Regions from separate parts of the Homo sapiens genome. Here regions 2 and 3 are each linked to region 1. The links are chromatin loops, found by intact Hi-C in ENCODE. Cell type or tissue: Caco-2. All regions are shown on one strand. Each heading gives the region's core, and the rest is flanking DNA. Links, peaks and the distances in the headings are about the cores only. Region 1 overlaps DLG2 (discs large MAGUK scaffold protein 2). Region 2 overlaps DLG2 (discs large MAGUK scaffold protein 2). Region 3 overlaps DLG2 (discs large MAGUK scaffold protein 2).

What was found. A loop is a pair of places that touch in the nucleus more often than their neighbours do. Peaks named below come from ENCODE experiments on the same cell type or tissue, not always from the same donor. Only the 100,000 strongest peaks of a DNase experiment are listed, where the experiment ranks them.
Region 2: a loop joins it to region 1, with 5 times the contacts of the local background. A loop is called at or near these places in 8 of 110 quality-filtered maps.
Region 3: it touches region 1 in a loop (19-fold over the local background); 12 of 110 quality-filtered maps call a loop at or near these places.

What each region holds. Positions count from the first base shown.
Region 1 is chr11:83,810,985-83,822,071 of GRCh38, forward strand. The region is part of intron 17 of DLG2 (discs large MAGUK scaffold protein 2); the gene reads right to left. It also overlaps the pseudogene LDHAL6DP. Among named protein-coding and RNA genes, the nearest start is that of DLG2-AS2, 180 kb to the left of the region's middle. In Caco-2, for the core only: CTCF peaks have their summits at 5,786 (motif pointing left) and 5,996; no DNase peak of the experiment used is centred there.
Region 2 is chr11:83,706,258-83,717,344 of GRCh38, forward strand. The region is part of intron 18 of DLG2 (discs large MAGUK scaffold protein 2); the gene reads right to left. The region is part of intron 10 of DLG2-AS2 (DLG2 antisense RNA 2); the gene reads left to right. Among named protein-coding and RNA genes, the nearest start is that of DLG2-AS2, 74 kb to the left of the region's middle. In Caco-2, for the core only: CTCF peaks have their summits at 5,052 and 5,258; a DNase peak (open chromatin) is centred at 5,024.
Region 3 is chr11:83,517,167-83,528,253 of GRCh38, forward strand. All of the region lies in intron 21 of DLG2 (discs large MAGUK scaffold protein 2), which reads right to left. Among named protein-coding and RNA genes, the nearest start is that of DLG2-AS2, 110 kb to the right of the region's middle. In Caco-2, for the core only: CTCF peaks have their summits at 4,644 and 5,267 (motif pointing left); a DNase peak (open chromatin) is centred at 4,695.

The DNA.
Region 1 (11,087 bases), core at 3,050-8,049:
TAACTGGTATTGTATTTTGGAGAAGTGGTTTATCTTCTGTGTTAAATCTCTGAGGTAGTGTAATAGAAGGGAAAGAGTGTGGGTTTTGTCCAGCAGACTCAGGATTGGAATTTTGACTCTGTACATCTATTAAGTGATGATAGGAATATCTACTTCAAAATGGTTGCAGAGTTATATTGAGAACTGAATAAGGTGATGCAGATGAAAACCCACTCAATGAATGGTAGCTTTTGCTTTTACTATGGGAAATTGAAGAATACTTCTGCTTTGTTTAAGCACCCTTTTCAAATCAGTAAACCAATAAATTCATTTTTTCTGGACTAAATTCTTTGAAGACTCTTTTCTTAGTATAATCTATGGCTGTAACCTCTATGCAAGAGTCTGTATTAGGTTGAACCACACAAAATTGACAATATTCAACTTGACCTACAGAAATGGCAACTTCATATGGTTCAGCCTAATAACATTATTAATATCACTAAAAGAAAATTTTAATTTCTACTTTTTAATGTAAATAGCATGTACAATTTCAATTTTTTTCTAGAAGAGTATTTCCTCACTAAAAAGTATGTTTAGTGTGTAAAATTCACGACATTTGCTGTTTTGATTAAGAAAAATAATGTTAAAATAAATCTTCCTGGTTCTTTTTCCCAAAATAGTTTTAGGAAGTTTAAATTTGAGTTAAATGTTGTGAAAATTTTAGCCTCAGGAAATGTGAAAAGGGACATTAAAGTCTTATGTATTGTTGGCTATCAGGGAAAAGAGTAAATCTTTGACCATTCTAAAAGAACAACATTGGAGTTGTCAGCTAATGAGCTGAAAGTTGTTCTGTGATATATTACTGAGCAAAAGATTAGAGGAAACTAGTATAACAGAGAGAAAGAGAAAGAGAGCCCTATTTTTTCCCCTGCTGTATATGTGGCAGAGACTGAGGACTGGGAGTGTGTAGAAGTGTGAGAGAAAAATGTGGGAGAAGTGTTTAAAGTGTTCCAAGGAAACTAAAATGAAGACAAGAATATGTATGCTGGGGTTCAGGTTTTCAAAACAAGCTAGCTTCTACCTAGAACTTGTCATCAACACCCTTTACTAGTAGCTTTTGAACTTCCATCTGTCTACTGAGCTGGAAACACTCTTCTTCGTAGCCACATGTCATGCTGCCACCCTTGCCTTGGGAAGCTCAATTCAAATCCTACTTCTCCTATGAAATTCTCCCCAGTTACAGGGCATTTTCTAGAAGAACTGTTATTTCCTCTATCCTTAACACTAAAGCAAAATACTTCTATGTCTTCCAACTCTCCCATCCCAAGTGTTTTATAGATGGTTTGTGGTTGTGTTTAACAGTAATAGATGGGCTAAGAAATATATTTGTCCATCTGATATGGCCTCAAGACTATCTAGTCCACATTTATTGAACATCTACAATGTGCCAGGGGCTGTGTCATGTCATGTACTGAAATCAATAAAAATAAGACTTGGGTTTGGTATGAAGAAGATCACAGCCTTATGTAGCCATTTTTGAGATGTATAAATGAATAATCCTATGAAGCACTTATGATGTTTCTGAAATTCTTTCCTCATAAGGTTTACTGGGAATCCTATAATCCCACCATTTGAGATTCACTGTTTTGGTCTTAAACTTAGTAGATATACTGTGAAAATCTCGATATAGTTAGTTAAAATAATGCTTTGCCTGTTTCCTAACATTCAACCTCAGTGTGAACTCCTTCATCTGATTTCTTTCACTGAAGGACAGACAAGAAAGAGCATGAGGACACTAGACCCCTAGGTACCATAGAGTGTGAGGAGGGACCAGAATTGTGGGAAATGTACTTGAGGTCAGCTTTTATCTGGCAGGAGTTGCACAATGTTACAGAGTTGAGGAGATGGGATGATGACCAGAAGGCCAATGCCCATTCCTCTTAGAGTTGAAGCTCATTCTTAGAGCCTTGAGCACTGGGACTGTTGGTGGCACTGTCAAAGAAGGCAGGACCACTTGCTTTGTGTCAGGCACCATGATGGGTGCTCTATACCCCTTGGCACATTTAACCCCCATAACAATCCTTTGAAGCAGGAGTCATTGGCTCCATTTTATAAATAAGAAGACTCAGTTTGGGGAAGCTAAGTACTTGTCCAAAGTTTGCACATCTAGTTGATAGTAAAGCAGGGTTCAAGCCTCTTGCTGGTTCCAAAGCCATACTTTTTCATCTTCTTAACCTTTGAGAAATAAAGGAATCCAGTTACCCTCAAAAGGCAGGTACTACTTCAAGGGAAATACTTTTGAATGCAAGTCCATTTGAGGACCAGCCTCGTGCCGTATCAGAGGAAGACAATTTCAAAGTGAGAACAAATTTCATTTCCAACATTTTCAAGAGCAGAAACAAAGATTGTTTATAGGATCCTCTGAGATTTGATAAAAAAATTCCATCCTTTGCAGGAATGCTTTCTCCCAAGCCCTCTAAATGCCTGCAGATGGTCAGCTGGCTCCTGCTTGAGTAACTACAATGCAGTGACACAAGGCCTTTTCACTCCACCCACAGTGCTTAGCACAGTGAACAGACACATTAAGTCCTCAGTAACATCAGAAAATGGAGACTGAGTAAGGTTGAGTGACTTGTTCAAGATCAGTTAGGCGATACATGGTTTAGTATTTAAAACTAAACCTGTTACGAACTCTTGCTTTTAGATGATGCCTCTTTTGGTTCTAATGGCATTTTCTAGGGCAACACAAATAAGTCTACCTTCATTTCTGCAGAATGGTCTTGCAAGTGCTTTATCAACAAAAACAACAGCAGCAGCAGCAACAACAACAAAAATAACAGCCAACATTTATCAAATCCTTCCAGGTGCGAAATGTTACACTAAACACCACATGTATTATCAATTTCTCCTCATAACAGCCCTATACGTAGACACAGTCATCATTTTATTGATAAGAAAACTGAGGCACAGAGAAGTTAAATAAATTGCCGAAATTCACAATTACAAACAACAGAGTCAGGATGCAGACTCACTTTTTTTTCTTTATGTGCACTTTTATTTTTACATTGTAGAGAAAGTAATGACTTCTAAAAAGAGTATGTAAATGAGTATAATATAAGCCCATCAGACCAAAAAAATATTAGAACGTATTTAAAAGAATCAGGATTTCTATAAAACAATAAACACCTAGATCATACATTCTTTTGGACCAAATGGCAAGTGCATATACATACAAGGCAAGTACTGGCACATCAGACGTATCAAAAACACCTTCTTTGATGCAATCGCTTAGGAATTGTAAAAAATAAGTATCATTCAGCATCTGGATGCTAATAATAAAAGCGATAGAGGCTAAATAAACAGGGCCGTTACTCTACTCCCTTTCCTATTTCCTATTTTTAGGAATTCAAGTTTATTCAAAAGGTTTATATATAATCCCAAAACTGCTATTTCTCTTCTTCTATAATTTCAGAATGATAGCTTTACACAACTTTAAAGCTTGAGCTTCTTCTGAATTCCCAAAGTGTTTCTGTGCTCCTTTACAAATGGGCCACATCTTCAAGGGTCAGCTTTACCTGTGTAAGGTCTGCAAGACCATTCTCTCTCAGATACGAGGAACACTGAAGAATACATCATTCATTCCATAGAGGCCCTTAATTATGTGGAAACTGAATGCGCTCTCCTAGGATTCTCTAAAATGCTTTCTGTTCAATCTGTTACAGATGGGCCAATGGCCCAAGAAGTATAACCTTTCATTTTCATAATTTCATAAGCACTGGCAATCACTTCTTTGTGGACATTTTCCCCCTTGCTCTAGATCTTGATCAATTCCTTTATCTGAGTTTAGATCCTTCAGAGGGACACCAGCAATGTTCACTCCACTCCACACAGGAACACTTGAGTCCCCATGCTCTCCAAAGATCCACCCATGGCAGCTTCCAGAGTGGATTCCAAGCACTTGCACAGTCAAGAAATGGAAATGGGCAGTGTCCAGATTACAGCCATTTCCAATAATATGGGTTTTGAAAAATGTACTCAATTTCTAAGCTACATAAATTAAGATATCCACTGGACTGGAAACTATCAATTTGCAGCAGGACTATATTGAGTAATATTAGACATCATTAATTTAACGATGGCCACATTTAGACTGACTAAATTAAAGTGTTTCACCTTTTTCCTGGCATGCACCTGATGTGATAATCACTAGGTTGGAGTTTGCAGAGATGAGATAATCTTTGCTGGAAGCACTATCTGGCAGTTTTAGGAAAAGACTGCCATGTTTAAGATCCATTGTCTCACACCCTTCAATTCACCATTATCAACAGCTACAAAGGCAACTTCATCCCTCAAGTCTTTTAATAACATGGTGATTGCACGGGCCATGCTAACTGATCCAGTTCTTATAATGGAGACCTTACTGTGGTGAATAACCTCCTCTGAAGCAAAATTCTCAATAAATTCATTCTGGATAGTTACCATCACGTAACCAGAGGTGGGAAGGTTGGTTAAGGGCCAGCTGACCCTGTGATGTGCGTTCTCTGTTGGTGACACAGATTTATCCTGGGGCCAAGAAAATTTACTCCCATAGTGCCTACGCTCCAGCTGGACCACAGAACTCCTGCAGCCCACCTTGGGGATACACACACAAGAGGTGGATGGAGCAGAGAATGGAAGAAAGTGGTGGGCAAGCTGCAGGTTGAGCTTGCTGGGGCAAGCCGAAAGAACCTGTTTGAATGTTCAGTGCCTTTCACTTTACTTCAGCTATTGCAGTTACCAAGCAAGGCCATGCTTAGCTCCCTGCACACAGGCCTCATGGGGGCCTCTGGAAAGTGCTTCTGATGTCTGCTCAGATTAAAGCAGTAAAAAGGCTTCTTCTTTAGCTCTGTGTGAATCCTGGAGAATACAAACAAGTATTCTCTTCAATATCTGACATGGATAAGAGGCCAACCCAGATCTCTGGAATTACTCATTTCCTGTTTTTAGTAGGTATGCCAAGTCGGACCCACTCTGGCTCCTGAGCCTATAGCTTAAGCATCACTGTGTCTAATTCCCTCTCTTTCTCTCTCCTTCTTTGGGACATTTCACTTTGCCCTTCACCCTCTAATATATCATGTCCAGGAACCTTAATCCTATTCTGTGGCTTCTTGATATCTTTATAAAAATGCAGCAACTAGAGTGGAACATATAGCTTAGATAGAGTCTAACCAGTGTGGAGACAGAAGGATGTCTCCTTCCCACATTCCAGGACTACATTTCCGTAAATAGGCTCCAGCCTATTAGCCTATTGGCAGCATCATCAGATGGCTACCTAAAACCACAAGATCTTCTTTTAAGGAGCTGTTGCCATATGTCTCCATTCTAAACTGGTACAATTAATTTTGGAACCTGTATTTTCCCAGACTGTCTGTCTTAGCAGAGAATTTTGTATGCCTGGTAAATGTAAGTAGTTAATAAGTATTTATAGGATTTGTGTCAATATTTTGCTACCTTATGGCTACTTACTAGCTTAATGCCTCTGAACCTCAGTTTTTTTTCACTGGAAAATGGGAAAATAGTATATTCCCTGGTAGTGCTACAGGAGGTTCATATGAGATAATACATGCAGTGTAAGGTGATGTTATTATCACAGAGAATCTAGGTTTGAATTCCACACTAGAAAGGTAATTATAACTACTAAACCCATAATCACAGAAACCACAGCCTACAGGTCCTATAACTATCCCAAACATAAGATTATATGCCCAGATTTCAATCAGAAAACATTTTACAATTCCTTTCCCCCAAAGGATGTTCAACGTTTGCTTTCATTGCCCTCTAGTGGTTGCTATACAAAAGATATAACTACATTTTGTTTGTTTCTCATTTTGATTTTTGAGATGTCAGACACAATATCTTATAAATATTCTTCAAGTTTGGTTAGGTTACACACATTCCTGTCAGCTGGAAACCTTTAAATAATCAGCCTATAGGGACAGTACCTAACATTGTGTCCTGCGCAATACAGGTGTATACTGCCCATGCATTGTTGGCCATGCATTTATTTTACTAGATCTTTACTCAGAATCTACTGACTTAAAATAGTAATCTAGCTTCATTCATTCATTATATATTTATAAGATATATTATATGTCAGGTAAACAAGACAAGCATTGTCCTGGCTTACAATAGAGTAAGGAAAATGGAGTACTAAACATGTCTTTAAAAATTAACATGGTAAGTGCTGTCATAGGAAGAGTATGGGATATACAAAGCACATTAAGAGGGGTACCTAACTTGGAGGTGCTTCTGTGTGTTTTTGGAAGGTGAAGTGGGAATGGCAAGAGAAGGCATTTAGAGAATATAACAATCTAAGATTTGAAGGATGAATAGAATAGAAGAGTTATTCAGAAGAAGGTGGGGTGGGGAAAGTTTTCAGGAGAGGATACAATGTCAGATATAGTTACATGACAGAGAAAAGACTGACTTTTAGAGATATGGCTGGACAAGTTAAGAGAAGCTATATCGAGGAATTGAGACTTTATTTGGATGGTTAAGTTATAACCAATGGACTCTGAAAAAAGTATGAATGTATGCCTTTAATTTTAATTTCTGATTTTAAAACTTTTATTATTTAAAGGGAAGTCTTAGGCTGGGTGAGGTGGTTCACACCTGTGATCCCAGTGCTTTGAGAGGCTGAGGTGGGAGGACTGCTTGAGGCCAAGAGTTGAAAAACAGCCTGGGCAACATGGTGAGACCCAGTATCTTAGAAATATTTTAAAAATTAGCTGTGTATGGTGATGCATGTTCATAGTCCTAGCTATTTGAGAAGTTGAGGTGAGAGGATTGCGTGAGCCCAGGAGCTCAAAGGTTTAGTGAGCTATGATTGTGCTACTGCACAATCTAGCAGCAGTGAGACCCTGTCTCTAATTAAAAAATAAATAAATAAAATAAAGGGAAGTCTTTATTCATAACTAACATACGTTTAGTCATAACTAATAAAAAATTAATTGTTCAAAAACCCTTCAGTGCATCCTTTTTATCACACAAAGTTCTCTCAAACACATACATTCCTAGCATATTGGAGCTGGAAGGGCCTTTAAAGATCCTGAGTCTCCGTCTTTTCACTTTACAGAGGAGTGAGAAGATCAGGAGTTTGTTCAGGTTGTCCTGAGTAACTGAATTGTTGCTCCTGGGAGCTATTTGCTTTTCCTAGCCTAGCCCAGTGCTTAAACTCCTCATCCCGTTTATTCAGAGGCCAAATAGTCTCCTGCATCTGGTGTCTTGTTGGTCTGGGCTGTTGATAATTCTTGAGCACTCCTGCTTTTCAAAACTTCTGCATTGGACTTCATGTTCTTCCTTTGTGGCCTGATGAAAAAATCGTTTATCTTAGACTTGCAGTGAGGATCTGGGAAGGTCTTTCCATTACCAAGGAAAACATGAATCCTCCTCAGAATACCTGGTGAGGTTTTGCCTTTTCTATGGAACTCCCTTGCCTCACTGTACTTTTCTTATAGTATAATTCGGGGTGGACCTGCTTATTACTTCTGTTAGACTATAAGCATCCCAAGGACATGACACATGGCTTAGTCATCATTACATTCCACATAGCAAGGTGACATAAACACAGAAGCCCCTATCAAGTTCGTTGTAGACAGGGATGAGAGGATACATGAATAAACAGAGGAATGGAGTGGAATATCTTATTTCCTGACAGGAGGTTTAAATCTATGTTAGTAAGGGTATGAAAGCTATATATATTTTTTCCTTCAGGGAAAGATGGTGAGCCACCCAAGGTGAAAAGAGAATCTCTGACAAGCAAGCAAAAATTAAGGTTGTACTCTTTGTCATAAGAAATGACTATGAATATGAACGTAAAAAGACATTAGAGAAGAAAAGTCAGGAAAAGGGGAAAGATAAATTTGGGTAGCATAAGAGACTGCCCAAAGGACTTTAAAACCAGAGATACCTGACGTTCATTTTTAAGTTTTTACATGTTTATGCAAATCCACTGCCATCTTTTTGAGGCATAAGTCCTGTCTGCTACACACAAAGGAGATGCTAAGGAACACTTGCTTGCCTTTATGTTAGAAACAGAAACAGTGTGATTTTTTCTGATGTTCTCAATTACAGAGTCTACTGACTCAGGTCTATATGTGCCTGATGATGATCACGAGCCCCATCAACAAAGGGAGTTCCCGCTCAGCATGGAGGCAGACCCTCCGCCAAATGAAAGAAAAATGTAGGCCAGGTGTAGTGGCTCACACCTGTAATCCCAGCACTTTGGGAGGCTGAGGCAGGTGGATCACCTGAGGTCAGGAGTTCGAGACCAGCCTGGCCAACATGGTGAAACCCCATCTCTACTGAAAATACAAAAACTAGCTGGGCATTGTGGTACATGCCTGTAACCCCAGCTAACTGGGAGGCTGAGGCAGGAGAATTGCTTGGACCTGGGAGGCTGAGGTTGCAGTGATCCAAGATCATGCCACTATACTCCAGCCTGGGAGACAGAGCAAGACTCTATCTCAAAAAAAAAAAAAAAAAAAAAAAGAAGAAAAGAAAAAGAAAAGAAAAAGAAAAGAAAAATATAGTCTTCATTCTTCTTAATTCTATCATAAATCTGAGAGTAGAATAATAAAAGTACATGAAAAACTACCCATAGCTTAGTATAGTTTATGTTACACACAAAACCTGAGAGATATAGGCAATAAATGTTCCTGGAATATGTTTTACAGCAACATTGGTCCATCAGGAAAGTTTCCCTCCAGGAAAGATTCTGAACATAGAGAAATAACAAGAAATCAAATTATAAGGAAGATTAACTATTGACCTTTTCCTGACCCCTCTATTTCTCCCCTTCAAGCAGGAGAATTATAGGTCAGTCCAACGTTGAAGAAGGAGTAACATTTCTCATTTTGAGCTTTCTCAAGAAATCTTGGCTATCAGAGCTCCCAGCTGATTCCTAGTGGTTTCTTATGTTTAAATACAGGACCCTCACAATAATAATAATAATAATAAACAAAGTCACAAATGTTACTTTCAGGTTTGAATTCCACTTGAATTCATTGAGTTATATTTTAAAAAGCTATCATTATGATAACCAGTTTTAATACTGTGATCAAATACAATCACTAGTATGAAAACTGGGCAAAAGGCCACATTCCACTAGTGTCTCCAGTTCAATGCAAAATCTTTTACTGCCATCTTGTGGATTTTTAGGAAATAATCCCAGTCACTACATATTATTTATTGTCTTACGGGAACAATAGGTTCATAGGCCAGTTTATGAAAATAACTGAAAAAAAGTATAAGAAAAGAGCAGCTAAATAGTCAGGTTTCCATCTAACATTATCACTTTGTATTCTCTACTAAGCATCTCTGAGGCTTGGTTTCTTCATAAAAAGTTGTTATTATAATAATACCATCCCCTGCCTGTCTCAAGGTTGCCATAAGAATAAAAATTTTAAATTGCTCCATAAATCAAAAGTACTATTCAGAAACAACCAATTATTATCAATGCTATCAGCCACATTATTAGAATGACGATACCTAAGCATTTCATATGTAACAAGGTAAACTATGGTTCAGGCTGAAAAGTCCAGACCTTGGTACCTGCTTTCAGAGTGATTTGTCTCATCTTTTATGGCTTTCAGGGCAAGAAAATGGATGTTTCAAATGAAAATATTCCCTGGAGATAGTTGTTCCTGGGGCAGAAAATACTGTGGGCCTGACAACTGAGGAAGGGAATATTTCCTTTTTTACTGATTCACTGATGAGCAAGTGAGCCCCGACATTTGAAAAGCACAGCAAATATGTAGTATAGGAACAGCTTTTTCCAGTGAAAAATGCTACCCCTGGGATCCTATCTACTGATCCATATTTAGTTATTCTCTGGTAAGTTATTCATCCAGGATTTCTCTCTTCCAACCAACCGACACTTAAACTGGAAAACCAGGCAATAGGTTGGCTCATAGATGTCACAGACAACTTAAAAAAGAATCTTCTGAGAATTTCAGGGAAAAAACTTAGAACAAAATCTCCAAAAGCTTTCCTTTCCCATTAGCGAAGACTTCAAGTTCTTTCATCTAATTTATTCATCACCTATGAACACCTGTGTGTGCCTAGCACTGGGTTAGGTTCTGGGATGCAATGATGATGCAGACATAACGCTTATGCTTACTGACCTCCATACTAGCTGGAAAGTTCACATCTCATAACTCATGATATCTGCTGCTTCAAGCTCTGCAGTTGTTCAGAACCTGAGCAGAGAAAGGGCCAATGCTGCCCTTGGGAATTTGAAAGAGAGAAGCAGCTCATGTATGAGCAATTTGCTGTTAGAGGACGCTCATCGACTCTCCACTTATGTCAGCTGTTGAGAGCGGTCATTGCATGTGGTGGAGTGAATGGTGTCAGAAGTGGTGATGGTGATGATGAAGAAGATAAGATGATACTTGGAATTAAGAAACTTATTATGGATTTTTTTTAGATGAATGGATTTTAAATAATGTCAGCGTGAGAAGAATAAGTCATAGTAGTTGTTTCTTTTTATCAATCTGCCATGCATTACGACCATGTTCATATCTTATGTCTCCACTAAGCTATCAGCCCCTGAAGGTGAGAACAATGTCTGATATACCTCTCTATTTCCTATAAACACTAGAATAATATTTGACAGTCATGTTTTCATTATTGAACACTTATAAAGTGCCAGATACTTTTCAAAACTCTTCGAATACAGCAATAAACAAAATAAATCAATAAGAGATATTCAATAAATCAAATAATTAACAAATAAGAGTCACAGCCATACAGCCAAAGTGTTTTCCACTTCTTCCACTTAATATACATGTATATGAATTGCTAAATAAATCACCAATTTCCTTCTCTCTACTGAATCATTTCCATCAACATATAAACACTGTTACAAAAAACAAACTCTACCCTCAAGTTCCCATTCTATTGCATTCCTCTCTAGAGCAAACTCAAAGGAGATAACTCTTCTCCTTGTCATTAAAAGAGGGAATTTGGATGGAAAGGCAGGAGGAACTTGTCGAAAGATATTAAGTGGAGGAGTAACATGATCAAAGTTGATAGAATCTATGGAGTTGGTGTGAAAGATGAAAAAAATA
Region 2 (11,087 bases), core at 3,086-8,085, 100 kb before region 1:
TTAAAAATTTATTTGACAATGTTTATTAAGCTCCTATTCTATATCAGGTGTTGTGCTAGGTGCCGGGGACATGTGTCTAGTGCCTAGACATGGTACTGGAGACAGCATATTCCTTTCATAGGACATGTTAAGGCAGCGGCTGAATGACCACTTGGCAAAGATATTATAGGGGGAATCCAAATACATAATATCCCCCAACTCCTATGATTCTCACCCTCTCCAACTGCACTTCCATAATCCCCAGGAAAGCAGAGCTTGAATCAAAGGTTTGCAGTAATATATGCAGAGGCTCACATGTGATAGTTCATTTTGAGCAGTGATCCTGAGAAGAGGAAAGAGGAAGCAGGGAAACCTTCTGAGGAGCATACACAATGCAATTCAGAACTATCTATCCAAGGGATGGAGGAGAGCTCTACCCACCAGTTCCCTTCCTCTCCAATTGTCGAGAGTTGCCACATGCGATGCCAACTCCCTTGCACGTCCAGTTTTGTGCATGCCAGAGTGGCGAGTGGGCTCTCGGGTAGAAAGCAGAGAGAGGCGTGGCAGCTAAGGCAAGGTGGTGTCAGTTACACCTGGATGAAGCTGGTTGCTACAGCAATGCCTTGAGTTAGTTTGGCAGAAAAAATGCAAGACTGAGTGCAAGAGGTGACAACACCTTTAAGATTCTTCTAACCCATATGGGGTCATGATAACAACAAAAGTAATTAACACTTATCATCAAGCAAACATAGATACTTTCCATACATTTTATCACTTAATTATCAAAATCAACTCCATGAAGTAGGTCATACTTTTATCTCTATTTATATATACTTTTATCTCTATTTCAAATACGAGAAAATAGCTTTCTAGAACTAAGTGGTCTGCCTGAGGTCATCAATAAATGGAGAACAAAAGATGAGGCTGAAGGACTGGCTGCAGAGCCCTAGAACAACACTGACTCCCCCAGGGCCTATAAGCATCCAAACTTCTCCTATATAGGAGAACAGAAGTAGAAATCAGTTGCCCTTAGGAGTTCCTGTTTCTATATCTGTCTCTGACAAGAGTTCCTTGAAGGTAGAGATTGTGCCTTATTCCTGAATTATATCCAGTACCGTGCAGTGCATGACATATAACAAGTGCACACTGTTGGCCGGGCTCAGTGGCTTACGCCTATAATCCCAGCACTTTGGGAGGCCGAGGGGGGCAGATCACCTGAGGTCAGGAGTTCAAGACCAGCCTGGCTAACATGGTGAAAACCCATCTTTATTAAAAATACAAAAAATTAGTGGGGCGTTGTGGTGCATGCCTGTACTCCCAGCTACTCATGAGGCTGAGGCAAGAGAATCGTTTGAACCTGGGAGGCAGAGGTTGCAGTGAGCTGAGGTGGTGCCACTGCACTTCAGCCTGGACAACAGAGTGAGACTCGGTCTCAACAACAACAATAACAACAGCAATAACAAAAACACAAACAAACAAGTGCACAATGCTTTTGAGATTGGTTGAGTGTCTGTTCCCTCTCAGTGCACTCACGGTTCTTGAAAGCAGGAACCCTGTCTTAATCATCTTTATATCCCAGCACCCAGCACACATAGTTCAATGTTTGCTTGCCCTAACAGAATAAAATTTTCCAGAAGGCAGAATGCATAGGGTTAAAAACGTGCAGCTTCTGTCATATGGGCCTGAGTTAGAGTCCCACCTTTGATACTTTAACTAGTTATATGATCTTGAGTGAACTATGTAATAGTCTTTTAAATCCAGAGCTTCCTCATTTGCAAAAAAGCATGATACTAATTGTATTCCATCATGAGGTTGTGGTGATTATTACATGAAATTTACGTAAAAGCTCTTATCATTAATACTTGGCACATGGCAATCTTGCAATAAATATTAGATATTATGATAATTGTTGGAAATTTATTCTGTGTTTAAGTTATATTTGAAGTTCCTAAACTAGATCTGAAACATTTAGAATGTTCACAGTGGCACATATGGGAAAATCTCTAGAACACAAAGTACCTAGGAAACAGATAGTACCTGTACACAGTGATGCTCAATAAATATTTGTTGAATGTCAGATAAAAAACAATGAGCCATGTTTGCTTTTGGCATGAATTACCAGCACAAATGTTGAAAATAGAAAAATATAATATACGTTGCTATTTAATACCTGACAGGGAGAAAGTATCAGTAGCCCAAGATCTGACTGTAAACAAAGAGGAGAAACAGCTATATAACCTATGAAAGGTGTGAAGCCATAAAACAAGGCCAGAAATTTGGTAATCATTCTCAAGACAATATGATAACAAATGTCTTTCAATACTTGGCTTTATGTACCTCCCCAATTTCGTATCACTTGTGTTTTATGGTCAAAAATTGCAATATGTTGCCATTTTTTTAAATTACAGAGCTATGTATTTCCTTAAAGTACTGTATTTTCCTTAAAGTACCTAATTAGCTAATACTACTTAATTACAATTTACATTTAGATTCTGCAGACTGAAGGATCTATTTTGGAATCCTTTTTTTTAATGGGATATGGAACCCAGATACTAAGGAAGAAACTGGGGGATAGAAGATCAATGCCCAAGGCTGTGTAGGCTTAGTGGGTATTCTCTTTGGATCATGAGAGAAAGACTTGGATTGCATTCCAGCTCTGCCACTTATTTACTAGTTGAGTGATCTTGGACAAATTATTTCCTGTGTAAATCTGTTTTTCATAGTCTCTAGTATGAGGCTGCTGGTGCCCATTTCCCTGACTTTACTTGATGATTTATTAGGGGAACAAGCAGAGTCCACTGTATGTGGTATGTACTCAACCGCTGCTTGTTCTCTTCCCCTCTTAAAGGTAAGAGACAAGTCTGAGTCCTGGGGTAGCTGCCAATAATATTCATTCAGGTCCCCTTCTTAATTATGCAATTCATCAAGAAAGAATCTTTTTGAGAGGAAAAAAATAAAAGTCTGAAATCAGCATGCCTAGGACAAAATTTTACACTGTGTGTGTGTGTGTGTGTATATGTGTGTATATATGTATGTATATATACATATATGTACATATATACATATACGTATATATGTATAAAGTTATATATATTATATATACATATATATAATATATATACACACACACACACATATATATATAACTTTAGTTTTTTCAACAAGATTGCTCATTAAGCAAGAACCACATTGTAAAGTTCAGCTCCACCTTAGTTTGCTTTCTGGCCAACTAATCTGGGCAGACTTTTAAAATCACACTGGCTGGTAGGTGAATATGGTGTTTCATTACAATCATTACATTTACCACCCCAGTGCTGGTAATATTCTCTAGGCTGCCTGTGATGCTTAGTGGCTGAGTGGCAAGTAAGAAGTTTAATTTAGCTTTCTCAGCATCTGCAGGTTTTGTTTTCAACAAAGAACTTCAGGTTACATAACAGCCTTGGCTTGTTTCAGAAGGTGAAACTTGACTCTCCAAATTAACTGTTGATACAGGTCTTCAGAAGCAGAACTTGATGTATCTGGAAGTGATCCCCCCCAAGTCATTTGGAAAGTAACAATGGCACTTGACCTTCCTGGTTACTTAGCAAAAGAAGGCAGGAGAAAGAAGGTTCTAAGCGTAAGTAGGTGATCATTGAAAGGGCAGATACAGCCTCTAAAAATCAGGTTAGGCCTTCCTTTCCCAACCCTTTCTAGCTTTACCCTCTTGCTGTCCACACTCCACTGGATAGGTGTGTCTCACTGTTGTGGGTGAGCATTTTGTGAAAGATTTTAGAAAAAGCAAAGGGGAAAGTGTAACATGAAAATAGGGTGCCTGGGATCATATGAAAACAAAGGAGAGAGGAATATGAGGTGGGTACACTGTCCTGAACTATTTCATTTAACACATGTGAAATGTGGATGGAATGAAGCCCAGCACAGCAAATAAGGTACTTTTTTTTTTTTTTGAGACTGAGTGTTATTCTGTTGCCCAGTCTGGAGTGCAGTGGCACCATCTCGGCTCACTGCAATCTCCGCCTCCTGGATTCAAGCAATTCTCCTGCCTCAGCCTCCCAAGTAGCTTGGACTACAGGTACCCGCCACCATGCCTGATTAATTTTTTATTTTTGATACAGACAGGGTTTCACTACATTGGCCAGGTTGGTCTCGAACTTCTGATCTCAAGTGATCCACCCCCGCTCAGCCTCCCAAATGCTGGGATTATAGGCATGAGCCACCTTGCCTGGCCAGATACTTTTCATCCACTCAAGAGGAAGACACAAGAAGCGGATAATTTTAGTATAAGATAGTGAGTGCCAAGATGGACAATTCATAGGAACAAAGAGCAGTGGTATTGGAATGACAGAAGAGGATAATCAGAGACTAATTAACAACAATATATAGTTCATATAACATGTTTCTATTTGCAGATGTGGACGGCATAACCAAAGCTTGAAACTGGTACAAGGACATTCATGTAGTTAGTAGGACATGAGAGACATTTAGGGTTTAGTCTTGTAAATACAACAGAAATAAATTTTCTGACTCCAAATCCTATGTATTTTTCTAGTAGCGAGAAGAAGCTGAGGGCAGGTGGAATGGGTTCATATAAATATACTCCAGAATAAAAAAGGTAAATGTAATATTATAAAGTATTATAGTAACATAAATATGCTAGTAACAATCATTTGTAATACTAATAAATGTAACCAATTTTCATGGAGCACTAACTGTACCCAAGGACTGTGTTAAACTCTTAACATGGACTGTCTCATTTATTCTCACAGCCCCTTTGACAAATGTAAAGCCTGATACTTGGTTAGGTGACACACCTAAGGTTCCACATAACTAGATCCTGACTATAAAACCATAGCCTCAGCAGTCACCAACCCCCTTATTGAACTGTGCATTCAAAGAATGCAATTCAAAATCAGATACACATTCCTTCTTGCCTTGTGCACACAAAGAGAACTAGATAAAGAAGATGACAACTCAGCAAAGGCCAAAATGTCACTGATAAGCTGTGTAAAGGGACAATCACATGGGATAGGGTGTATAGATGCTATGACCACTCTGCTCAGTAGAGGCACTACACTGCTGAAGGTTAGTTAGACAGATAACTAGCTTCCCAGCATTTCCCCTCACTTGGACGCCTCTGTGGTATCATTTGCTACAAAAGGAGGTCTTCTCGGGTAATGGGATGACGTCCATCTGTGACTTGACGTCAAGTGAGTCATTGGACTGTCGTCATAGGGCAGGCACCTCAGTGTAGATCAAGTTCACCCTGTGGGAACCCTGCAAGTTTGCTGGTGAGTTTTATATTTATTCTGAAGTAACACACTTGGCACCTCAGGCTGACTAATATCTATGTGTGACCAAGGTAACTACCCAGCTAGCCAGCTTTCACAGTTGTAAGAAAAGTTACAGGCAGAAAAACATAATTGAACACTAAGATGAGGGTCACTGTGCAAGTATCATGTCTAGACTCCAGTCTAAGTGTGTGGGTGTTTCCATTGCCTGTCTTTTTATTAGGGTTTACAGGAAGCCTTGCTAATCAAAGCATGCTCCATGGGCCAAAGCAGGAGTACTAGGTCACCTGAGAGCTTGCTATAATCATTTTAGACTCTACTTGGTGAAGCATGTACATATTCTTTTAAAGAATTTATTTTTTACTAAGCTCAACATCAAATTATTAGAGAAATGCAAATCAAAACCACAACGAGATACTATCTCATGCCAGTCAGAATAGCTGTTATTAAAAAGTCAAAAAGCAAAAAACAAACAAACAAACAAAAAAACCGGATCTTGGTGAGGTTGCAGGAAAAAAGTTGCATTTACACTGTTGGTGGGAGTGTAAATAAGTCCAACCATTGTGGAAGACAGTGTAGTGATTCCTCAAAGACCTAGTGGCAGAAATACCATTTGGCCCAGCAATCCTATTATTGGGTATACACCTAAAGGAATATAAGTCATTCTATTATAAAGATACATGCACGTGTATGTTCACTGCAGCACTATTCACAATAGTAAAGACGTGGAATCAACCTAAATGCCCATCAATGATAGACTAGATAAAGAAAATGTCGTACATATACACCACGGAATACCATGCAGTCATAAAAAGGATCAAGATTTGCCGGGCGTGGTGGCTTACACCTGTAATCCTAGTACTTTGGGAGGCTGAGGCGGGTGGATCACCTGAGGTCAGGAGTTTGAGACCAGCCTAACCAACATGGTGAAATCCCCTCTCTATTAAAAATACAAAAAATTAGCCCGGTGTGGTGTTGCATGCCTGTAATCCCAGCTACTCGGGAGGCTGAGGTGGGAGAATTACTTGAACCTGTGGGGCAGAGGTTGCAGTGAGCTGAGATCATGCCACTTCACTCCAGCCTGGGCAAGAGAACATAAATCCATCTCAAAAAAAAGGATCAAGATTCTGTCCTTTGCAGGGACATGGATGGAGTTGGATGCCATTATCCTTAGCAAACTAACACAGGAACAGAAAACTGAACACTGAATGTTCTCACTTATAAGTGGGAGCTGAATGATGAGAATACATGGACACACAGTGGGAAACAACACACACTGGGGGCTGTCAGTGGGGACAGGGGCACGGAGAGCATCAGGAAGAATAGCTAATGGATGCTAGGCTTAATACCTAGGTGATGGGATGATCTGTGCAGCAAATCACCGTGGCACAAGTTTACCTATGTAATAAACCTGCGCATCCTGCCCATGTACCCCGGAACTTAAAATAAAAGTTGAAAAAAAAAGAAAGAAAATAAAAAAAAATTTATTTTTTTACTAAATATTTGTTTAATTGCAAACTGAGAATATACAAAAAGGAAAAGATAAATGAATACACTAGGCAGATTATCATATTAGTTACACAGTGCTTTCACATGTTTTCCTCCTTTAATCTTTTTAAAACCCTTAAAATCTTATCTGTTTTCTTACTGATAAATAAATTGTCTGAAGAAGGTAAAAAGATCTCATCATTGGGGAAGAATTTGAACCTAGGCATTCCAGCTCCAGATTCCACAATTTTCCCCATAAGTTACACTACCTCATTAAAGGAATTTAGAAGGTTGCTTTAACTTGGAGTAGTCAAAAAAGGAAAAACTTGAACTGAGATTTGAAGAATGGGTGAGGTTTGCATAAAAGACGGATTTCCAGAGTCGAAGAACATCAAAAACACAAATACTTGGAGAATGGCAAGACAAAGTATTTTTCAGGAGAAGCCTAAAGAAAGTATTTAAATGTAGGGTTCATGTTCCTACGTGAGCAGCAGGAGGGAAGAATGAGATGACGATGAAAACCAGATCATGGAAGGCCTTGAAAGCTATAGGGCAGAGAGTTGGGCTACTTGGAAACTCAGGGAAAGAGTGACATAAGGAATATATTTCCAGAAGATAAATTATTCCAGTTTGGTTCATTAAGCTTTTATTGTAGATTTTAATATGCAATGGAAAATATGCTTTTAAAATGAGGGATGAATAAATTCCAAAAAGTACTTTAGAAAACTCTCTTCACACTACTGCACTGTGGCAATTGCACCATCTGTAATTCTGCACCTGCTTCGTCAACTGCTGGCTGCATTTCAGGAGACCTGACTTCACTGTTTTCTGACTGAGGCATACAGTATTTGCCAGAGTACTTGCGAATGTGCAAGGATGAAAAGAGCATTGGCTAGGAACACAGATGTCTTTTCAGCAGAGAATTAGGTGGATGATTCATCTCTAGAGTATCAAAAGTGTGAAGTAAGTGAAGTTGCCAGAGTGGGTCTGAAAACATACTATTGGGTCAATGTTGTGCAAGTGGGACATATTTTTCTACTAAGGGTCACATACATAAAACAACTTGATTCCAAAGCAACTGTTTTGTTCTTAACAAAACAGAAACAGTTGGTTGCTGTTTATGTTAAGAATAGAAACTACAAATGTAACTAAAGTAAAACTTTAAAATGTCAGTTTAATATTATGTGAAGATTAAGAAAGAGAGAAAAGGAGTAGTTCTAAAGGGGAAACAATTGAGGAAGAGGAGAAGAGAGTAAAATGTAGGCAAATGCAGAGGAAATGGGGAGAAAAGATAAAGAAAAAGAGGAAAAGAAGGAATGGTGGGGAGACACTTAATTGAGGGCTATCAAGCCTTTTAATGTGCATTATCTACTTTAATAATGATCTGACTCCATATGGTAGATAGTATACCCATTTCATAGATAAGAAAACTGATACTATTAGAGATTAAGTAATCTGTCTAAGATCACATAGATAAATAGTAGAGCTGGAATTCAAACATTCAATTCATTTGAATCTCAGGATATATTGAAGTGAATGTCAGTCAGAGAAGCCATACTAGGCTACTTAACCTCTCTAACATTAACATGTGCTTCCTCATTTGAAAGATGAGTAGCATTTCTAAAGCTGCTGGATACAGTAAGCTCCACAGTAACAGCTATCATTACAGGAGCCCTTTGAGAGGATCAGTTAACTCACTACTGATAACTATAATTTGTTTTATTATTATTATACTTTAAGTTCTAGGGTACATGTGCACAGCATGCAGGTTTGTTACATAGGTACACGTGTGCCACGTTGGTGGGAGTGTAAATTAGTTCAACCATTGTGGAAGACAGTGTGGCGATTCCTCAAGGATCTAGAACAAGAAATGTCATTTGACCCAGCAATCCCATTACTAGGTATATACCCAAAGGATTATAAATCATTCTACTATAAAGACACATGCACACATATGTTTATTGCAGCACTGTTCACATTAGCAAAGTCTTGGGACCAACCCAAATCCAGTCAATGATAGACTGGATAAAGAAAATGTGGCACATATACACCATGGAATACTATGCAGCCATAAAAAAAGGATGAGTTCATGTCCTTGCAAGGACATGGATGAAACTGGTAACTACAATTTTAACTCCTTCCCTCTGGTCCCAAGTCTGAGGATCAAAAACTCACAGGAATCATTGGTGTTCTGGGAAAGAATCCTCAAATCCACCAGGCACCAAACATTCCACATGCTGAATCAAGAATATCTTCTCCATATATTTCCTACTAGATATTAAATATACATAGATTGCACTGTGAATAATTTAATTTGATGTATCATTCTATCATTCACCATTATCTTTATCAACAGAATCTAAAAGTACCAGCATTCTCAAACAGTTAAAAAGGGATTCCTTGCATTCAAAACCTGGGAACGACTATAAGTATAATCTTAGAGTTTTCCACACTAAAGAGGCAAGAGAGCAGCCAGCTGAGGCCTATACCTGACATTTCCACCTTTGAGGCAAATGATCCCCACCCTTGTCTTCTTAATGACTGTCCTTTGTTCACTGCAGAGAGATGTGATTTTTTTCTAATGGCAAAATTGATCTTGTCCCTTTCCTGCTTAAAACCACTTAACTGGTTTTACTACCTTCAGACTAAAAATCAAACTCAACTGGGCATAACGATTGTTCCGTGATCCTTCTCTGATTCAGGTCCTTCCTAGCAATCCAGGCCCGACCAGATACTCATCTAAGCTCCTGCCTATTGAACTACTTTCACTTCCTAGGACAAGCTGAGAGCTCCCTCTCCCTGTCCTACTTTTCTACTTACTGTTCCTTCTCCTTTCCACTCTTCAGGGTTGACTTCTCAATGTTTCACACCTCAGCTTTGACATTTCTTCTTCCAGGAGGCCTTTTCTGATCATCTCATTAGGCTGAATTAAGCATTCCTCACCTAGGAGCCTATAAGACTCCCATAGTATTGATTACATTGATTATATTGCATTTTGATTGCCCCCAAACTGGATTCTAAGCTCTGTGAGGATGGAGGTCATGTTTGATTTGTCCTCCAATGCCCACCATGCCTGGCACATAACATAGCAAGTGCTCAATAAAGATCTGCTTAGTACATTTAAAACTCCATGAGAGTCCTAACTCCAAAGGTCAGGGAAGCACGTGTTTTTTTGTTTGTTTTTTCTTTCTTTTTGGTTTATTTTGATTTTCCGCAGAAGAAAACCACATATCAATAAATCTATTTCCTACTTAAAACCATTAAGTTACAGCTTCAAGCACAGAGACTAGAGAATGGGAGGGAGCCAGCAGCCCTGGCAGCCAGTCCTGGGGTTCTTGGCCAGTTGTCTTACTCTCAGGCCCTGGCTTTTCCTACTTAACCAGTGGAATTAACATCAGTTGCTCATTTTTCATTTCTACAAGAACTTCAGTGTCTCTCAGTAAGTTTTATAGAACTAGTGATAAAAATTGACAGCTCAGTGGTGTTGCTTTAGATGCACTGTGTTTTAACATGGGGATTTATCTATGCTCGGGGATATACAAACTGTTTTAAGTCCTCTCCAAATGCTCTTCAAAATGGATCCCAAAAAAAGTATTAGGTCACTGTCACAGATTATACCCATTTTGCAGATAGAAACCAAAGATCGAGAGGTCAAGGGATGATTTCCTTTTGATCACATAATAGAATGTTTTGGAAAAGAGATTTTTTTTTCTCGATTCTACTTCTTTCCTTTTGGCCCATCATACAGACTTTTCTCACATAATCTTCAATGCTTTAATGTATTTGGTTTTTTATAAGTCTTTCTTTTACTAGACTTTAAGCTCCTTGTAGGCAGGGACTAGATCTTGTTTTTCTTTCTGTTTTTAGCTTAGGACCTGGAATTGCGTAGGCATGAAAAAAATGTTACTGAAATGTTTGCCCAGCTCTTACAAATGCTCTAACAACCATACTCTTAGGCTTACTGTCATGAAAGTATTCCTGTCTTGTGATTTACTGAAATCTCAGTTTTAAAAGGAACTTAAATATTTTGTAGTACCCTCCACCTCCCCACTCCTGATTGTACTAATGTTATACTCTACTTAAACTTCTTCAGTAAATTGGAGCTCCTGTCTTTTCGAGAAAGTACAGTATACCTCTCACTAACTAGGAAAAAGTCCTAGATTTTTCCTTTGAAGCTACAGAGAACATGATTTGCACACACTGAGCTCCCTAAAAAACGACCACCAATACAAATTAAAAAGCAACACTCTGCAAGTTTAAATTTAAATCTTAATTCATCTAATCTAGATGACTTAAATGTTTGCTTTTCACTTTAACAGCAGGGAACCCATTTAA
Region 3 (11,087 bases), core at 2,505-7,504, 290 kb before region 1:
GATGTAGATTTGGTCTTTTCACATAGTCCCATATTTCTTGGAGGCTTTGTGCATTTCTTTTTATTCTTTTTTCTCTAAACTCTGCTTGCTTCATTTCATTCATTTGATCTTCCATCACTGATACCCTTTCTTCTAGTTGATCGAATTGGCTACTGAGGCTTGTGCATTCGTCACGTAGTTCTCATGCTGTGGTTTTCAGCTCCGTCAGGTCCTTTATGGACTTCTCTGCATTGGTTATTCTAGCTAGCCATTCGTCTAATCTTTCTTCAAGGTTTTTAACTTCTTTGCCATGGGTTCAAACTTCCTTCTTTAGCTCGGAGTAGTTTGATCTTCTGAAGCCTTCTTCTCTCAACTCATCGAAGTCAGTCTCTGTCCAGCTTTGTTCCATTGCTGGTGAGGAGCTGCGTTCCTTTGGAGGAGGAGAGGTGATCTGATTCTTAGAATTTTCAGTTTTTCTGCTCTGTTTTTTCCCCATCTTTGTGGTTTTATCTACCTTTGGTCTTTGATGATGGTGACGTACAGATGGGGTTTTGGTGTGGATGTCCTTTCTGTTTGTTAGTTTTCCTTCTAACAGTCAGTACCCTCAGCTGCAGGTCTGTTGGAGTTTGCCGGAGGTCCACTCCAGACCCTGTTTGCCTGGGTATCAGCAGCAGAGGCTGCAGAACAGCGGATATTGGTGAACAGCAAATGTTGCTGCCTGATCGTTCCTCTGGCAGTGTTGTCTCAGAGGAGTACTCGGCCATGTGAGGTGTCAGTCTGCCCTTACTGGGGGGTGACTCCCAGTTAGGCTACTCGGGGGTCAGGGACCCACTTGAGGAGGCAGTCTGTCTGTTCTCAGATCTCAAGGTGCATGCTGGGAGAACCACTACTCTCTTCAAAGCTGTCAGACAGGAACATTTAAGTCTGCAGAGGTTTCTGGTGCCTTTTGTTTGGCTATGCCCTGCCCCCAGAGGTGGAGTCTACAGAGGCAGGCAGGCCTCCTTGAGCTGTGGTGGGCTCCACCCAGTTTGAGCTTCCCAGCTGCTTTGTTTACCTACTCAAGCCTTGGCAATGGCGGGAGCCCCTCCCCCAGCCTTGCTGCCACCTTGCAGTTTGATCTCAGACTGCTGTGCTAGCAAAGAGTGAGGCTCCATGGGCGTAGAACCCTCCAAGCCAGGCGCGGGATATAATCTCCTGGTGTGACGTTTGCTAAGACCATTGGAAAAGCGCAGTATTAGGGTGGGAGTGACCTGATTTTCCAGGTGCCATCTGTCACCCCTTTTCTTGGCTGGGAAAGGGAATTCCCTGACCTCTTGTGCTTCCCGGGTGAGGCAATGCCTCACCCTGCTTCAGCGATGCCTCACCCTGCTTCGGCTCATGCTCGGTGCACTGCACCCGCTATCCGACAATCCCCAGTGAGATGAACCCAGTACCTCAGTTGGAAATGCAGAAGTGATTTGTCTTCTGTGTTGCTCATGCTGGGAGCTGTAGACTGGAGCTGTTCCTATTCGGCCATCTTCTAACCAGCAACTTTAAGTGTCTGAATTATATATCCCAAAGAAGCAGAGCTGCACAGTTGACAGAAAAGTCACAAAATCTACCCATCAGAGTCTTAGCATATATATATGTATATATTTGTACTTACTATGATGTGAGATGAAATTAAAAATGGTAAAAATGAGAATTAACGATAAATAAATAAAAAAAAGAAGTTTGTTCCTGGGGTTTCTCAGCTCGTAGATTTAAAATAGCAAATTCAGTGTGGGAGGGGGCTGGACTGAGGGGCTGCTCCATACAGCTATCTGCTGACAGTGCCAAGAGAGTACAGCTGAGCACTGTGCAACTAGGCAAGAAAACCCATCAAGTGTGGGGGTCAGGAACTTAAAACACAGTGCAGAGAGAGCAGCCACAGAGGGTGTCTGTAGTATAACTGAGGTCCATAATTATTCATTTAATGACTCCAAGGTGTCAGTCTCAGTACTAGGGGCTGGGTAAATGGTATGGAGTAAGACCCAGATGGGGCCTTTGCAGTGGTTCTGCAGCGGGGTGTACTGTAGAGAAACAGTGGTGAGAGAACTGAGTCTTCCCTAGCACTCAGCAGGTGCAACTCCAAAATTTCCACACAGCAGCCACAACCACGATTACATTGTGGAAGAAGATTTAGTTTTACTAAAGTATCACTAATCACATTAATGCTGTAATTTTGAATTTTATTGTTACAATATACCACTATTACATATATGGTGTTTAATTTGTAAATTTATTTGAACATGATAGATGATATAAGAGCTATAAGGTATTTGCCCCTAATTTTGTGTTTTTTATGTATTTAGGTAACATCATTATAAAAAGATTTAGTCAACACTTGGGGGCATGGGTGCCCAGAAATATTATTTTCTTTAAAAGGGGACCCTATATTCTTCACCTCATGGGATTCTTGTGAAGATTTAATGAGAAAAATTGTTCTATTTAGCAAAAACACCTGGCTTATATGTAATCTTCAAAAAACATCAATTGTATTGTTATCACATTTAAAAAATACTAATCAAAGTCAAATTCTTTATTTGCCAAATGTGAGCTTTGCCTATTACTGCGAAGGGCATAAACACAGAAGTTCAGGCAGCTCATGGGATGAGCTGGGTGATGGGGAGCTTTTACCTGCAACAAAGCAATCATTCCATCCATTGGCAATCGTAGATTCATATCTGTCTTTTTCTGACTGTCATTTGGGCTTAGACTCCACTTCACCTAGAGCCATTAGACTTGGGAGGTGTTCACAGAATCCTTCTCTATGAATAAGGAGTGACCAGGTTTGTCATTCACATTTACCTCATGCCCCAAATTCATTATGGTATTAATTCTTTGGGCAGGTGAGCACAAGTCAATTACAGAGCAAAATGGTGGCTTCTTAGGGCCTTCCAGGAAAAACCACCACATCAAGAGTGTTCAAACAGGACGTGTTAGTAAAATCTTTACAAATGTTCATGAAGTTGTCAAAACATAAAAGGCGAATGGCATATCTGCAAACTTTTTACTTCTTTTCAAGTGAGATAGGCTTTCACTTATATTGACAAGTGCTTGTAATAAATTTGAGACAGTAATTGGAAAAGTTCTCACTTTGTAGTTGTGTCACTCAGATTTCTCAGAACTCTGTGAATGAATGGAAACTGCATTACGGTTATCACTACTAACAAATAAAAGATGTTTCTCATAGCTTCCCCATTGTTGCCTATGTATACCAATAGCCCTGGAGTCATGGAAATTATTTTTCTCTTTTTCTCTTACAGGGATTTCAAGTGCACAGAAAGGGAAAAATCATAATCCTTAGTCATGATATACCTTTCATTGCTCATGCTTTCACATTAGGTGGCAGGTTCATGGTGCTTACTGCGTTGTCATAGATAGAAAGATAGCTAACTAGCTAGGTAGGTAAGTAGGTAGGCAGGTAGATAGATAGAAAGACAGACAGACAGGTAGGTAGATAGGTAGGTAGGTAGATAGATAGATAGATAGATAGATAGAAAGAAAGACAGACAGGTAAGTAGGTAGGTAGATAGATAGATAGATAGATAGATAGATAGATAGATAGATAGAGTGGGCTACACATGGATGTTTTTCTTGAGAGGTATACTTTTGATTTGACTCAATAGCCTTCATGCTATGACTCTTGTGTAGCTCGCATCTTAATGAGGTAAGTTTAACCCTCTTACATGTCCCACTTTACATAGGAGTAACTGGTCTGTCTCAGATGACACAGCCAGTGGCATAGCTGGGATGGCAGTACTAAGTTTGTTGACTGCCTAAGAAGAATAGATCATGTATCGAGACTGCCAACTTCAAAGGAAATCCAAATGTTTGCCAGACCATTTAATGTTTGCCAAGAGCATGGGCAAAGGCTCAGGCGTCCTTGTTTTCCCCCAGGCCCTAGAACAGTGCTGAACATGAAAGACGTCTTGTAAACCTTCACAAATTAAATGGAACTGTATACTAAATAAATATTCATGGACCTCCAAAGAACAGTGTCTGGCTGTGTGACTGCACACAGGTCACTTATTTCCTCTGACCCTGCCTCTTTATTTATCAAATGGGTAAGGTACAAAAGTGCTTTGCAAATACAAGGACTTATTTTCCAGTATCCACAAAGAATTTTAGTCCTGGGGGAGAAGTGGATTTATCACAGCCAGCTTTCTGGTTTTAACCTGGCAATCAATCTAAAATTAGTTTCAATTTTAAAAAGTTTACTTTAGTGACAATTTTTTTTATTCTGACCTGGGTTGGTTTTCAGTTTAATTTGGTGGTTATTCCAGTATCATGTATAAACTGCCATTGATTTCTGATAACACGTAGCAATTACTTAATGCTGCAGACTTGATTTACCAGGTAAGGCAAATGTGTTGGAGTGAGGTGTTGGTGAGATGCCTGCTAGAGGATAGATTTAAAAGCATACATACAATTTTAATTTCCGGTCTGGACTCTGCCAAGTTTATTTCCCTTCCACTGTCCTCCTAGTGGGCAGTTACTTTGCACCATTCGCCTTTTACCCCTTCTCTACCAATTCTATTCAGGGTCCCCCACATGTTCATGAATGACATTTTTAACAGTCTCCCCTACATGCCATTGCCATCTGTGGGCTCCCTTCAATTCCTAGGATGTAGGCTCTATGATTTCTCCCCTGAGTCATCCCACCGTCCTTCCCTAGGTGTCTCCCTACTCCAGTCCCTCCCAAGTCCCCACCATCCATCCTCCCAGCAAGAGTCAACCTCTTTATTTACAAACACAGCCTGTCACTCCTCCATCCAATAACCTTGAAGGGCTCCCCAGTACCCAAAGAAGAGCCTCTTCAAAAATTTTAAAGGAATACTTAATGCCCTCTGTTACTGGGCCTCAAGCTATGTTTACAACCTTACCACTGCCCCATTGTGTGTGCCCATTGAATGGAATACTCGCTGGTCACCAGATACCCTCTATTCGTTTACTTTTGCTCCTGCTGTTTTCTAAGTGTTAAAGTGCACTTACTCCTCACAGAGTTAGCTAAAATGCTACCTTTTCTTCGGACCCTTTCTTAATTGCTCTCACATGGAGTAGGCTCTCCCGCCCATTTGAATACCTGTTAAGACTCTATTCATGTTTTGCTAAACTTTTTTGCCTTATGCTATAGCTGTGTGTATATGTATGTGTGTGGTGTGTACCAAAAGAAAGTCTTGGGATGGCAGAGGTGGGGTCTTATTCATCTACGTCTCCACCCAGTGGCCAGAGCGGTATCCAGTGCATACAGGAAACTCAAAACCTATTTATTGAAATAAAAGGAAGTAACACTCAGATCAAGAGAACCTTCCTCTAAAGGCAACAATAAATTATTTGGTTCTGCATTCACAACCTATAGAAAAAAAAAAAGTGATCTGTGCCTTCTAATTTACATGATTTTTCTCCTAATACACCATGTTCTTTCTTCTCACATTATTTAATTCAATACTTATTGGTTGAGTGCCATGAACTATTTTAGGCCCTAAATAATTCATAGTCCTGGCCTTCAAGGAACTTGCTATCTATTCTCCAGAGTTTATTATTATAGTTGAAAAATCACATCTCAGAAAGAGAAGCTATTTGCTCCAGGTCATGTAGTCAGAAAAGTTAAGAATAGGATAGTCTAATTTTAGAGCCCCCCCCCCCTTTTTTTTTTAATCAAAATGCAAGGTAATTAGGTATTTTTATAAATATTAAGAACATATTGGAAGCTGTTGCTGAAACTCTTTTCAGATATTACACGTGCTATTATTTTTTAAAAAAACCTTTTTACCCACATATAAACACAATGTATAGTTAAGAGGCAAGATATACTCTTTTTACTTGCTAAGAGTCTGGCAATAATTACCATAGTGAGCAAGTCAGATGACTGGACATTCACTTCTGCATCTTTATCTTTCAGTGTTGATGTTTTAGCTTTGAGATAGTTAAAAACTTTTGCAAAGTGAAACCTGCAAGCTCAACGGTATGACTGTAGGCCTATTACTACAGAGTCAGATGAAAGGAAGTCCTATAGTGAATCAGAATTTATTCTTTAATAATTCCCAAAGTAGAAATGGGTTGAGCTAAATTTTCTGAATAATACTTACCTTGAATTAATGATGAAAAGAAGATTTAACAAAAGCTCAGTGTTATCTGATAAAACTATACTTGTTATTTATATTACATAACCACATATTATACAACTCCTATTTATATTACTTTAGTCTTACCATCAGTACTTGAATGGATAGAATTAGCTATGCTACTAACATCTGGAATTAGTTCATATGTAAAAATCTTCTAAAGAATCAATTATTTTGATTTGCTTGCACAATAACAATATGTAATGCAGGGCCCAGCTCTGCCACTTACTAGCTGTAGGAGCTTGGGTAATTTATCTATCCTTTCTTAACTTCAGTTTTCTCATCTGCAAAACGGGCATATTTATAATATTTACCTCACAGGGTTACTGTTAGGAGCAAATGAGCAATGGTTATAAAAATAATATGTAGAAAATAACAAATCTACAGATGTTCAGAATAACTGGTATCCTAAATGAGATGCAATGGTTCTCCAAAGCAGTAAGCACTGATCAAGTGTGTTCTTCTAGAAATTCCTGTAGGTAGCTACACAAGATAGCAGAGAACTCAGAAACCATCTGGATTTGCAGCCAATGGCAGGGGCAGGGGGCGGGGTTTAGAATCAGTCCTGCTGCCAAGCTCCATCTTCCTGCCCATTAGAGTCAGCCAGTGGTAACTTCTCTCCCCAACTAAACAAGCACAAGGTCAAAAACACCGTATGCAAATGCACACAGGGCAGTTTTGGCAACTCTCCCTTCTTCCTCTGTGCAAAAGGAGATTTGGAATCTAAAGAAAAGAGTAGTGTTAGGAAGTTGCTCATTCTAGCCTTATAAGGGTGAGAGTTTAAGAGGTATGTGCTTGTGGGTAGGGGTGGGCAAAAGATAGACTAATATTTCTTAGTACTTTACATATATTGTATCTTTTAATATGATTTCTATTTTCACATATTAGGCTTAGATAAGTTATGATAATTGATAGGAGTTGGTTATTCTGTCTGATTCCAAACTTTTCCACTGTGCCTGTGTATCTCAAATTAGTAGCATGCCTAACAAAATCTCTGGGGAGCTTGTTAAAATGCAGCTTTCCTGCCCCCATCTCCAGAGATTCTGATCCTGCAGGACAGGGGTTGAGCCTGCTCACCTCCATTTTTAATAAGCACCTCAGCTGATTCTGATGTAGATGCTGCAGGATACACTTTTTTTTTTTCCTGCTGAAAATTTTCTGGTTTCTTCTCTCCACAGCTACTCTATGGTCCTGGGTCAGGTCTTTTCCATGTCTTACCTGAATTACTGAAATGGATCCCTGCCCTCTGGGGCTGCCTCCCTCTGGAAATTTATTTCACACCACAGCAAAATGATCTGCTAAATTCTAATCTAACCTCTGCTGAATTCCTCCCAAGGCTTTCCACTGCCCTCAAGATGGAGGACCTTCATGACCTGGTTTCCAACTTCTCTGCGTTATCTCTGGACACTTGAAGCTTTGTACTTATGCTTTGCACTTACGTAATATTAAGCTTCCTTGGCTTCCCTGAGCACACCGGGCTGTTTCCTGATTTCTGCCAACAACACTCTTTTCATCTTTTTACACCTGATTAGATTTTACTGATTCTTCAAGGCTCATTTTGAACGATATCTCTTTTAGAAACTGAAATATATTGTAAACATGAGTATGTGTGTGTGTGCACTGTGAACAGATTTTTCAGTTATAAATTATAATACATTTTGTATATAAGGTTGCAGATTAACTTGACAGTTTCAATGGCAGTGCTTTGTGGACCCAAGTGGCAGAAATGCCTGTGCACAAAAATACATAAGGAATGTAGTTTATTCTCCACGCCATTCCACAGAATAGCAGTTTCGTCATCAGCAACTTGAGACAAATAGACTATGAGGAATACATAAAATAATATGAACTTTTTCATCCCAAAATGTTCCTTGAGTTCCATCGGCTTTCAGGGTTTACATAGGACACACCTTAACATGTCTCAGACATGGAGACTTGACTGGGGTTTCCTCTGAGAACCATTTTCAGAAAAGCCACTAGCACATCTTGATCAGACAGTTATCTGTGTGCTGGCTCAGGTGGTTCTCAGTGGACAAGGGAACTCAAGGTTTGGATAGATGTGATTATCACATTCAAAAGAAAACATAACAAGTTATAAAGTGTCTCCACGTTGGGCTATTGAAGCTGCAAAATTCCCTGGACATATGCCTATCTTTGTTCTTTATACATAAAAATATAAGACCAGTTAAAACCACACTGCATGCAGTATAGGGAAAGAATCCGAGAGGAAAGGTGAGCCAGGAAGACCAGTGAGGAAGGTGTTAGAAGGCTTGGAATAAGAAAAGTAATAACAAAGACATCAAAGAGTAGCCTCTTCTGAGTTTATTCACCTTGAGGGCAAAGCCTGCCTTCCTGATGCCCCCTGGAGTGCAGCAGTATGGCTCTCCTTCCACCTCTCCTCCATGGATCTGTAGATCACCTCTGGACATTTGAGATCTTTGCCTGGCTCTGGCCATTCCAAGACCGGCTCCATTAAAGAGCTTTCTTTCGAGGGCAGTAATGACATTTCTTTTGTCAAAATGTCACTTTGAAGCTGTGACAAAATCAATCCCTATAACTCACTCTGGTGAAGCAAATAAAATTCCCATCTTGCTAACGAAATACTGACTGTCACATTGATTTTTTGATAAGTGACACAATAGTAGGCTCTGCTACCAGCTCTTTGTGTGTCCTAGAGAAATGAGTCTCAGTTTCTTCATTTGTAAATTAAGTCAATGGCCATATGGAAAGTTCTAAGAATCTATGAAATAGAAATGAGATTTCTCAATGCCAGCTGCAGTTTGATTTTGGGAGTTTGCTATCAACCTATCCCTGTAGCTTCTGCCCCATCCCCTCTCTCATAATCAACATCTGCTCTTAAAGGGAGCGTAAGGCTTTGGAAAAGGAAATAGAATATTACTAGGAACAGTCGGGACAAATGTCCAAGGATGATAGTCCTCTCTGATCTCTTTAGAAATGGTTTCCTATTTTGCTTTCCTATTGCCACTTTTGAGTTCAGGTTTTCAGAATCTTACACCCAGAATACTGTAATAGCTTTCTCAAACATTTCCTATTGCCAGTCTCTCTCCTCCAACCTTTCCTTCCCACAGCTGCCAGACTGATCTCTCAGAAACCCACTTCTGAACATTCCATTCCCTTTGCTCTATGTGTTGAGTAGCTAGTATGTTTAAGGTAGACATCGTGCTAGGTGCTGGGGCATACAGATGAGTAGATTCAGATCTTTGCCTAGAAGGACCTCATAATGCAGCCTGTATAGGCAGTGATATAGGTACCTTCAGGGCATTAGCCCAGAGAAAATCAACCTGGTCTGGTTGGTCACAACCCTTAAAATTCTTTATTGCTTACAGGATAAAGTATAAGTTTCCTGGAAAATTTTAGGCATCAAAACTGACTTGAGTCTAACTTTCCAGTTCTGATTCTTTTCATTCTCCTTCACAAATTGTTCCCTGTAATGAAAGTGAACCATGTTTTATTTCATACTTATTCTGTATCTTACTCCTAACCCCAGTCCCTATTTTCCTAATCCTTCAACGCCCCCTAATTCAAGCTGGAATCTCCTTTTCTGCACTGAAAACGTGTTTTCTGCCCTTCTCCTTTGGTATTAATCACTTCCTCCCTGTAGACACTCATTCTGTCCCCCAGAAGACCTGCTCCGTCAGGAAAGTGACCATGATTTATTTGTCTTTACACCTCCACATTACTTATCAAGCTGCCTTGTATTGGATCTAATAAAGGTTTATTAAATAAATGAATGAAGTCATTCAGCAAGACTTGTTCCCTCATTTTATTTTAGCAGGCCACAGTGAGAAAGTGTGTATATCTGAGCTCACTTTAGAATGTTCTCCTTCAGAAAGATGTGCATCATCTAGGAAAACCAGCTTCTCCTCAGGATTTAAGTTTATGCCCAAGTTAGGTTTTGACAAAGCTAAACCCAGTTCAATTTACTTCTTTATTTTTCTTAAATTGCACAAGTGTTACATGATGTCAATAAAAAAGAAAGCATGCTATAGTAAGCAGATTGTGAACTTTGGAATCAGTCAGACATGAATTTTTCTTCACCTCTCTAAGCCTCAGTTTCTTTAAATCTATAAAGAGGAAATAAATGATTTCCTTTGAAGTCTTGTGGTGATTAAGAGATGTATGTATGCCGGGCATTGTGGGATTCCAGCACTTTGGGAGGCCAAGGCAGGAGGATTCCTTGAGCCCAAGAGTTTGAGACCAGCCTGGGCAACAGAGAGAGACCTTGTCTCTACAATTTTTTTTTTAAAAGAGAGGTGTATGTAAACTGTCTGGGTTTTTATAATGGCTACTCATATTACTTCAAATAACAACTATCATCTCTGTTCTGTCCCAGCCCAAGGATAAATAGGATGATTTATTTGTTTATACCATACCTTACTTTAGAAAGGGTTTACAACATAAAAGAGACACACATTGCACGTTGCTGACATATAGTAAGGATACTGATAGCTCTCTCATACTCTCTCTTACATATATTTCCCTTTCTTAAATTATAGACTTAAAAAAGAAGTTTGGCATAAATCACTAAATAGTCATTGATTTTTCAGTGCAGAACAGCTTGACTCTGAAGATTATGCAATTTCCTAAACCTCTCAATAAGTAACAGAATGGCTGGTTAACGGTGAAATTGATTTAAAAAAAGGTAGAAGGACAATAAAAGAAATTAAGGGGTGCTTAAGTTTTCACCAGAGGCTGGTTTGACTAGAGACTCATTAGAAATTTAATAGACATTCCCAGGGGAGCTTGACTGCATTGCTATCTGGGGCACTGAGATGGGTCTTAGGGAGACCTATCCAAATAGATGGCTGTTTGAAGTTTAGGGATCTGCATAGGTTGGACTTATCTAGGCTACTGACACAATAGCCCACTTTTCTTTGCATGTGTAGACATAGACTTTGTAAAGGCACACAGAGTGGATAGAAATCCTGGGTATTTCAT